2 separate regions of the Homo sapiens genome follow, and region 1 is linked to region 2. Evidence: chromatin loops called from intact Hi-C (ENCODE). Cell type or tissue: GM12878. All regions are shown on one strand.

Region 1 (5,000 bases), 480 kb after region 2:
TCTGTTCCATTGGTCTATATCTCTGTTTTGGTACCAGTACCATGCTGTTTTGGTTACCGTAGCCTTGTAGTATAGTTTGAAGTCAGGTAGCGTGATGCCTCCAGCTTTGTTCTTTTGGCTTAGGATTGTCTTGTCAATGTGTGCTCTTTTTTGGTTCCATATGAATGTTAAAGTAGTTTTATCCAATTCTGTGAAGAAAGTCATCAGTAGCTTGATGGGGATGGCATTGAATCTATAAATTACCTTGGGCAGTATGGCCATTTTCACGATATTGATTCTTCTTAACCATGAGCATGGAATGTACTTCCATTTGTTTGTGTCCTCTTTTATTTCATTGAGCAGTGGTTTGTAGTTCTCCTTGAAGAGGTTCTTCACATCCATTGGAAGTTGGATTCCTAGGTATTTTATTCTCTTTGAAGCAATTGTGAATGGGAGTTCACTCATGATTTGGCTCTCTCTGTTTGTCTGTTATTGGTGTATAAGAATGCTTGTGATTTTTGTACATTGATTTTGTGTCCTGAGACTTTGCTGAAGTTGCTTATCAGCTTAAGGAGATTTTGGGCTGAGATGATGGGGTTTTCTAGATATACAATCATGTTAACTGCAAACAGGGACAATTTGACTTCCTCTTTTCCTAATTGAGTACCTTTTATCTCTTTCTCCTGCCTGATTGCCCTGGCCAGAACTTCCAACACTATGTTGAATAGGAGTGGTGAAAGAGGGCATCCCTGTCTTGTGCCAATTTTCAAAGGGACTACAGAACAGAGCCCTCAGAAATAATACCACACATCTACAACTATCTGACCTTTGACAAACCTGACAAAGACAAGAAATGGGGAAAGGATTCCCTATTTAACAAATGGTGCTGGAAAAACTGGTTAGCCATATGTAGAAAGCTGAAACTGGATCCCTTCCTTACACCTTACAAAAAATTAATTCAAGATGGATTAAAGACTTAAAATTTAGACCTAAAACTGTAAAAACCCTAGAAGAAAACCTAGGCAATACCATTCAGGACATAGGCATGGGTAAGGACTTCATGTCTAAAACACCAAAAGCAATGGCAACAAAAGCCAAAATTGACAAATGGGATCTAGTTAAACTAAAGAGCTTCTGCACAACAAAAGAAACTACCATCAGAGTGAACAGGCAACCTACAGAATAGGAGAAAATTTTTGCAATCTACTCATCTGACAAAGGGCTAATATCCAGAATCTACAAAGAACTCAAACAAATTTACAAGAAAAAAACAACTCCATCAACAAGTGGGCGAAGGATATGAACGACACTTCTCAAAAGAAGACATTTATGCAGCCAACAGACACATGAAAAAAATGCTCATCATCACTGGCCATCAGAGAAATGCAAATGAAAACCACAATGAGATATCATCTCACACCAGTTAGAATGGCGATCATTTAAAAGTCAGGAACCAACAGGTGCTGGAGCGGATGTGGAGAAATAGGAACACTTTTACACTGTTGGTGGGACTGTAAACTGGTTCAACCATTGTGGAACACAGTGTGGCAATTCCTCAGGGATCTAGAATTAGAAATACCATTTGACCCAGCCATCCCATTACTGGGTATATACCCAAAGGAATATAAATCAGGCTGCTATAAAGACACCTGGACACATATGTTTATTGAGGCACTACTCACAATAGCAAAGACTTGGAACCAACCCAAATGTCCAACAATGATAGACTGGATTAAGAAAATGTGGCACGTATACACCATGGAATACTATGCAGCCATAAAAAATGATGAGTTCATGTCCTTTGTAGGGACATGGATGAAGCTGGAAACCATCATTTTCAGCAAACTATCGCAAGGACAAAAAACCAAACACCACATGTTCTCACTCATAGGTGGGAATTGAACAATGAGAACACTTGGACACAGGAAGGGGGACATCACACACTGGGGCCTGTTGTGGGGTGGGGGGAGGGGGGAGGGATAGCATTAGGAGATATACCTAATGTAAATGACGAGTTAATGGGTGCAGCACACCAACATGGCACGTGTATACATATGTAACAAACCTGCACATTGTGCACATGTACCCTTGAACTTAAAATATAATAAATATATATATTATATATATATATATAAATGTACAAGGAGATTAAAGTTGCTTTCATGCCTGCTAACACAACATCCATTCTGAAGTCCAAGGATCAAGGAGTAATTTTGACTTTCAAGTCTTCTTATTTAATAAATAAATTTCATAAGTTGATAGCTTCCATAGATAGTGATTCCTCTGTTGGATCTGGGAAAAGTCCATTGAAAACCTTCTGGGATGGATTTGTCATTCTAGATTCCATTAAGAACATTCATGATTCATGAGAGGAAGTCAACATATCATCATTAACAGGAGTTTTGAAGAAATTCACTCCAATCCTCATGGATGACTTTGAGGGGTTCAAGACTTCCATGAAGAAATTAACTGCAGACATGGTGAAAATAGAAAGATCACAAGAATTAGAAGTGAAGGCCTGAAGATGTTACTGAATTAATGTAATCTCCTGGTAAAACTTGAATGGACAAGGAGTTGCTTCTTATGGATGGGCAAAGAAAGTGTTTTCTTAAGATGGAATTTACTCCTGGTGAAGATGCTGTGAACATTGTTGAAATGACAACAAATGATTTAGAATATTACATAAACTTAGTTAAGAGTTTGAGAGGGTTGACTTCAATTTTTAAAGAAGGTCTAGTGTGGGTAAAATGCTATCAAACAGCATTGCATGCTACAGAGAAATCTTTTGCAGCAGCAAACTTCATTGTTGTCTTATTTTAAGAGGTTGCCACAGCCACCCCAACCTTCATCAACTACCACCTTGATTAGTCAGAAGCCATCAACATCAAGGCAAGATTCTCCAACAGCAAAATGATTATGACTCGCTGAAGGCTCAGATGATGGTTAGCAGTTTTTGGAAATAAAGTATTTTTAAAGTAAGATATGTACATTGTTGTTTTACACATGATATTATTGTACACTTAATTGACCATGATATAGTATAAACCTAACTCTTATCTGCACTAGGAAACCCAAAAATCCATGTGATTCCCCATTTTATTGAAGTATTTACTTCAATATTGAATCTACAATATATCTGAGGTATGCTTGTATATATTCTCAAAGCATCTACTGTGCCTATTATATCCTCAAAATCAGGCTAAACTCCCTCTGGAGTCTCCCCTCATCACCCTAGACACCATATTCTTGCTCTTTCAAAACATATACTTTCTTTTTTTTTGCTTATTTGTTTCAGCTTTTGCTTTTCACACAGCCATAGACTAGCCTATAATTGTCACTCTGATGAAGCTATATAGGCTGAGATTTTAATTTCAATGGAGATGGGAAAGCAAATAAATAGTAAATAAATCTAATTTAAATAAATATTACTGGAAGTTTTTATGTGATTACTCTTATGAAATGGGTTTTAAACAAACCCATGTTTGATGATTCCTCTCCTATAGGCAGCCAAATGGAGACTTTTGCTAATATCTTGGTATAGCAGAAAGGGAATGGGTTTTAGCTTCAGGGCCAAGCTCAAAAGTTGCTGCTTCAAAGAAGTTTTTCTTGACCCCCTCAGAAGGTCAGATTCTCAATTATATTGATTGAAATTGTGGCTCTGAAAGTACTCCATAATTTGTAAGGTGCTATGCAAATGCTGGTAATTATTATCTACTTTAAGACATAATCAGAAGGACACACCATGGTAAGATATGTTTTTATTTTTAACTGTTTGAAGTAGGTCTAGTTTTATTTTAGTCTAAGAAAAGGGTGAATTTTTATTCTTCTTCCCACTATTCATGACCAACCACAGGGGATCTCATTAGTGATTCAGTTGGTACTTACCACACTCCCAACTTGGCCCAAGAAGTGATGGAGTCTGAATATACACATGGCCTTAAAACAATTCAGAAATGAACTTAATGGCATTTAACAAATAATAAGCAAGTGGACAAATGCAGCCTCCTCAAACCATCTCTAATAACCCCACAAGAAAGAAGGAAAGAAGCCATCTCTATAAAAGTGCAAGGTGAAACAGCAAGTTCTGATGTAGAAGCTGCGGCAAATTAAAGAAAACAATATTTGAAATACGGGATAGTGCACTGCTCTGGGCAGATTTTGTGAATCTTAGTCCTCCAGTTAGAAAAGAGGTAGAGGTCCATGCTCTTCTGCACTTCTTGGTCTCTTGTCATAAGTAAGACATTCTGGCCCAAATTTTATTCAATTTTTAAGAGATTTTCCTAAGTATTTTAAGGTGCTGATTTTTCCTCTATTTCTTCCTCAGGGATCATGGAAGGTGATGTGGTTTGCTTGCCACATAAATTCAATTTGTCTTTAAAGCTTCTCGTCTTTAAAGCTGCTTCCTCTTACATAAAATGAAGATCAAAATCTTTATTTGACCATGTCTACCTGCTAAATGTTTGTGGCACTGAAGGAGCAAAGAAAGGGAAGATCTCCTAAGACTCCAGAGAAACACAAGGAGTCTTTATCATCAGGGGTCTTTGAAGGGAAGGAAGGTGCATGCTGTCTTAACAGATCAGCACCAAAGTTTTGAAAATCAAGTTGACACTTACAAATTAATAGCCCCATCTTGACACGCTCACTGGACAAGAACAAGTAGACACTGAAGCACTGGCTGACCCACTTGCCCCTGTCCTGTCCCACTTACTCAAAGTACCTCTTTGTGGTTTTGGACAGCTCACATTGAGAAGTGGTCAGCTTTAATTTTCTTTCTCTTGTTTCTCACACAGCCATAGACCAGCCTAAGATATAGAAGCTGAAATTTCAGTTTCAATAGCACTAGTGAGAATGAATTAATATTGAATAAATCTGATTTAAAAAATATTTCTGGCAGTTTTTATGATGATAATTCTTATGAATATGCAGCTTTAAACAAATTCACCTTTGTTGATGGTTCTCTTTCCTATAGACAGCCAAGCAGAGAGTTTTGCTCATATCTTGGCATAGGAGAAAAGGGGACA
Region 2 (5,000 bases):
TCAGAAAGGGATCAACATTGAAGGCATTTTTCTCAGCAGTGAAATTTACATATCAGAACCTTGCTGACTGAGGCAGAAATGAGGGCTCTAGGGGCAGGAGTCTGGGAGTGGGGACAGAGTCTTTGTAGGAGGAGGGGGAGGGAAGAGCTTATTTTCTTACCCAGGAATAAAAACATTGTGAGTAATGAATAAAGTCCGAAAGCAGTAAATCTGGGACTCGAGAGTTAGGTGTGTAACGTGTCGGAGAACAATTTAAGCCTTCGCCTCGTCTGTAGAGGTGAGGTATTCAGGCTGCCTTTCACAACCCAAATTTCATTAAATAGACTTTTAAGGGTTAGGATTACAAGAAGCCAAGTCCGCCTGGTTCATAATGATGATTTATGGCTGTGTTGTCGACTCCCTGACCCTTCTGTACAAGGGGATAGAGAAAATACATAATTTGTTGCTCATTCACTCTAAAATCTGTCAAGGCTGCCCCAGAAGCCATGTGGTCCTGGAGTCATGTGTCTGCTAAATGGCTTCAGCCTGGCCCTCTCCTTAAAAATCTGCAATTGCTCTTCTGCAGTGGAAATTGGTTTTAATAACAATAGAAATGATAAAATTATCTCAGTGTAGTCTGCTGTGGGTCTTTGAGCTTAAGAGTCAGAATACCTGGGCTCTACTCTTAACTCTGTCACTTACTGGCCTCAAATCCTTCAGAAAAGTCACTGTCTCCCAGAGCCTTAGTATCTCCATCTGTAGAATGGAATATCTTCTTCACAGAGAAGATTCAATGAAACTACAGTACAAAATAAATGTAAGAGATGGCTGCTGTTAACATTATTATTAGGAATTTGAGGTACTGCAAAATGTTCTTTTCATCTCCTTGTTTTCCCTTGAGTGAAGGAAACATTTTACTTTGCAATTTACTATCTTAAGACTGTGACACTAAAAATGGAAGTTTTAGAGATGGGACATTAGAGCTGAAAAGAATCCCTGAATTGTAATCAAACCCCGTCTCCCTAAAGTAACTGGAGCAGAAAGGTGACTCATCTGAGATTAATCAGTAAATTCATAAAAGAGATGCTAATTTGCATTGGAAACTCACATGTTCTTTCTCAGCATCAAACAGGAAATCGTGTTGACTGATCCTCAGGCCACACCTGCTTAGAAACAGTTCCTTAATCTGTAGCAGTGTCTGGTTCAGGGAACCAGAGAGCAATCTGAGGTCAGGGATTTTATCTGGGGCCTTGGTTCTGCTCCCTGCTTCTGGTGTCATCTCTGAGCAAGTAACTTTCCTCTGCCATTGCTTATTACCTGTGCTTGGTTGGCAGGCTAGTGGTGGATGGTGGACGTAGCCCAGGAAAGTTGAGAATAAATGTCATTGCAGTTATGAAGTCATAAATCAGAGTCTAGCACCCTCGTTTTGCAAATGCAGAAACCAATTTATCCCAAATTCACTAAACAAGTAGGGACTTGAACCTCGGCTACTTGACTCCTAGTTCAGTGCTCTTCCTCCTGCATAAAAAATCTCATATGACTTATAAATAAGGAAGAATAAAAAAGATTAAGAGAACATGATTGTGGTAATAAACATCTGGAACTTGTTTGCCTGTGAGGTTACATAGGGTAAATGTATAAACAGGTTCAAAAGGGGAATTAGATCATGAATGGTAGGAAAGAATGCTGGGCAGGGAGTCAGTGCACCTGGGTTTAATCTTTAGATGGGAGCTAATTTGGACCTAAGTTTCTTCTAAATATAATGGTCCCTTTCATTAATGACTTGCCATGCTTCCTGGAGTTTAATCTCTGCAACGTGTTATCAAAGCATTCTTGGTAATGTTGAGGGGATACTTCCAATTTTGTAATAAGGCAACTCTGAGGACTACCGTCCTGCTCCCTTTCCTTCATTTGTTCCTTCAACTGATAGTCTTTGAGCATCTATGCAGGGTCCCATACTAGTTTTGCTCTCTCAGGAAACGGCTATGCCAAGATGCTGGCTAGAGTGGCCTTTGCCTATGTTCCTCTAATACAGAATTGTACTCAATATGTTCTGGGAAAACAAAATGTAGCTCTTATATATAAAGCATTTATGAACACAGAGTCACTGTGTCAATGTTGGCAGTGATAATAGCTGTTCTCACTGCTGCACCTGTTTGTCCCTGGGCCCAGCTGGTGTTTCCTTCCTACGTGGTCGTCCTCCCCCAGACTTTGGAGCCCTTGAGGACCTTGATCAGACCTCATGCCTTGATGCTTTCCTCCACTGTAAAAGAATATTGGGAGCCTTTGCAAAGGAGTGTCCGGATATGCCAGACTATTGCTTCCCTTGTGGCTGTGCACATGCTCTCTTCCCTCTGAAAGGGCAAGTGTAACTCATCATCCTGCCCTGGGAGGAAGTGTGAAGGGACTTTTGTGGTGAGTGATGAGTTGACCATCACTGTCTCTGGGCTGTGGTTACAAGCAGGAAGTGGCCATGGCTGGGCTGTGGAGTTAAGACAAAGGCAGCAGGGTGTGTGGTTGTGCACATCATAGGCATTTACCTTACAGAACATCAGCTGTCCCCCATCCTTAATGTAAATGATGTCACTATATCTATCTTGAGCATCAGGATTTCGTGACATAAAGAATATAAAAGCAATGTCTGGTATATAATAGGTAATCAGTAATTGGTGGATTATTTTCAGTAGTGATAAATCTCCTCTAAGCATCATATCATAGATACAGTATGAAAATCAAGAAAGATTTGAGAAGGATCGTCAGGCTCAGAGAAGACAGCACAGGCTGACTGGAGGAAATTCACAAACACTGAAGGGCATCGTACTACAAGTTTCTTAGTTGTTAGACTGGTATTCTATTCATCACACTCTGCTTCTAAAAAGTAAAAGCATCACTTTCTGTGATCCAGGTCATTTCCCATTCATGTTATCCTATTTGAACCAACAACTGCAAAGGTGAGCAGCCTCCTTTTATGGAGCAGAAGGCCAAAGCTTGGAGGATGTAGATTATTGCTGAAGGATACCAGATTGGTGGCAGAGTCTGAATTCCCCAGGACTTAACCATGGTGTGTCCAGCTCTTCTTACAGAAACTCTCACCATGGCCAATGTCAGCACAAGGCTGAGGCCCTTACTAGAGTCAGGTCATTGTTGGTGATCCTTTACCCCAAATCTCAGAATCTCGAGATTTGCTCAGACCCTGTGACATCATAGCTACCCTTTACCTTGTCGTTGATTCTTCATTTAGTATTTCTTTTCTATAGTTAAGTTCTTGTCTCTCCCTTAAAAAAAAAGATACACACACACACACACACACACACACATACACATATATACATATAAATATATTTGGTTGTATATTTTTGTTGTTACAAAGGGGCTTAAAACACCCAACTATATTAGCGCTTTGATCTTTTCTTCTGTGCATATTTGTGTCTGTATATTTCATAAATAGAAAATTAGGACACTCCTTTGCAAATACTGAATATTCTCCTGTGTTGTTGAATATCCGTTACGGCATCAGTGTTGATGATGAATCTTGATACTGCCTAATTCCCCTGTTGGATTCCTTTTAGATCATCACGGGGGAATTCTACCGGATCTATTACCTGAAGAAGTCGCGGTCGACGATTCAGAACCCCTACGTGGCAGCACTCTATAAGCAAGTGGGCTGCTTCCTCTTTGGCTGTGCCATCAGCCAGTCTTTCACAGACATTGCCAAAGTGTCCATAGGGCGCCTGCGTCCTCACTTCTTGAGTGTCTGCAACCCTGATTTCAGCCAGATCAACTGCTCTGAAGGCTACATTCAGAACTACAGATGCAGAGGTGATGACAGCAAAGTCCAGGAAGCCAGGTGAGACACCACCTCCGCATGGCCAGAGCCTGGACCCCTTTCATACAGTGCAGTTCAGTGAGCACTTACTAGCTGGGCCCTGGTTTAGATGGGTGAATAAGGCATAGTTCCTATTCTTGAGGAACTCACAGTCAGATGATTGAGACAGATATGTAAATCAATACTTCCGATATAGCATGGGTAGGTACATTCATTCATTCATTCTTTTGTTTATTCATGAATTCATAGGTGCCTGCTATGTTCCAGGCATGGGTCCAAAGCACTACCAAGGATGCAAAAATGAACAGGGCCTAGTGCCTGCTCTCAAGGTTACAGTCTAGGGAGGGAAGACAGACAGACAAGTGTGTATCAGGGATGTGAATACGGCCCTTTCATGGCCCTCTCTTGCTCTTGCAGGAAGTCCTTCTTCTCTGGCCATGCCTCCTTCTCCATGTACACTATGCTGTATTTGGTGGTAAGTACCCACCCTTTGATTTGAGCAGTGCTCAGTTCCAGCTTCGATCCCTTCTGATATGATAGCCCTCAAAATAGTTTAGGGGCATGCCATCACTGTGAAATCCTTGAAAAAGAGGTTAGCTAGAAAAGTTAGGTTTAATTCTGAGCGCTGCCACTGCCTTAGCAGAAGTTATTTTACTTTCTAGTTTTTTCCCCCATTTTTCAAATAAAAATAGTATTTGCCATAGCTGCTTGATAAGCATTGTGGACACATTTTGGAATTTTAAAGTGATAAAGACACTTGTATTAGGTTGGTGCAAGAGTAATTGAGGTTTTTGCCGTTACAAAAACCCCTGGACTACATTACTTAAATGGCAAAAACCACTTACTCTTGCACCACCCTAAATATAACATTTTAGGGTACAAACACTGTTTTCTGAAAATCTATGGTGGGAAAAGATTGCTAAGTAAGTCTCAGAAAATTAAAGTGAACTGCCAAAATGTACGTAACAGCAGGACTGTTGCTCAAGCCCAAGCCTTCTGATAAATTTTTTTGCAACGTTCACCATGTCAGTCCTCTATATTCTACGGATGGAAGGGCTTTAAGGATCATCATTACCTAAGTATTTAGAATAATTTTGAGTTTTGCAAAATACTTCTGCTCCATGAGGACGCATGACTTCATAACAACACTGTGAAGTATAAAATCCATGCCCCATTTCTCAAATCCACAGACCAA

The links. A loop is a pair of places that touch in the nucleus more often than their neighbours do. Peaks named below come from ENCODE experiments on the same cell type or tissue, not always from the same donor. Only the 100,000 strongest peaks of a DNase experiment are listed, where the experiment ranks them.
Region 1: a loop joins it to region 2, with 2.9 times the contacts of the local background. A loop is called at or near these places in 1 of 110 quality-filtered maps.

The regions. Positions count from the first base shown.
Region 1 is chr1:56,045,341-56,050,340 of GRCh38, reverse strand. The region is part of intron 3 of LOC105378737 (a long non-coding RNA gene); the gene reads right to left. Among named protein-coding and RNA genes, the nearest start is that of LINC01755, 100 kb to the right of the region's middle. In GM12878, no CTCF peak of the experiment used is centred here; no DNase peak of the experiment used is centred here.
Region 2 is chr1:56,523,103-56,528,102 of GRCh38, reverse strand. It overlaps PLPP3 (phospholipid phosphatase 3), which reads left to right. Exons shown (of 6, transcript NM_003713.5): 3 at 3,549-3,826; 4 at 4,223-4,280. Among named protein-coding and RNA genes, the nearest start is that of PLPP3, 54 kb to the left of the region's middle. RefSeq lists an enhancer at 2,093-2,372. In GM12878, no CTCF peak of the experiment used is centred here; DNase peaks (open chromatin) are centred at 1,152 and 2,392; H3K4me3 peaks cover 357 bases; H3K27ac peaks cover 825 bases.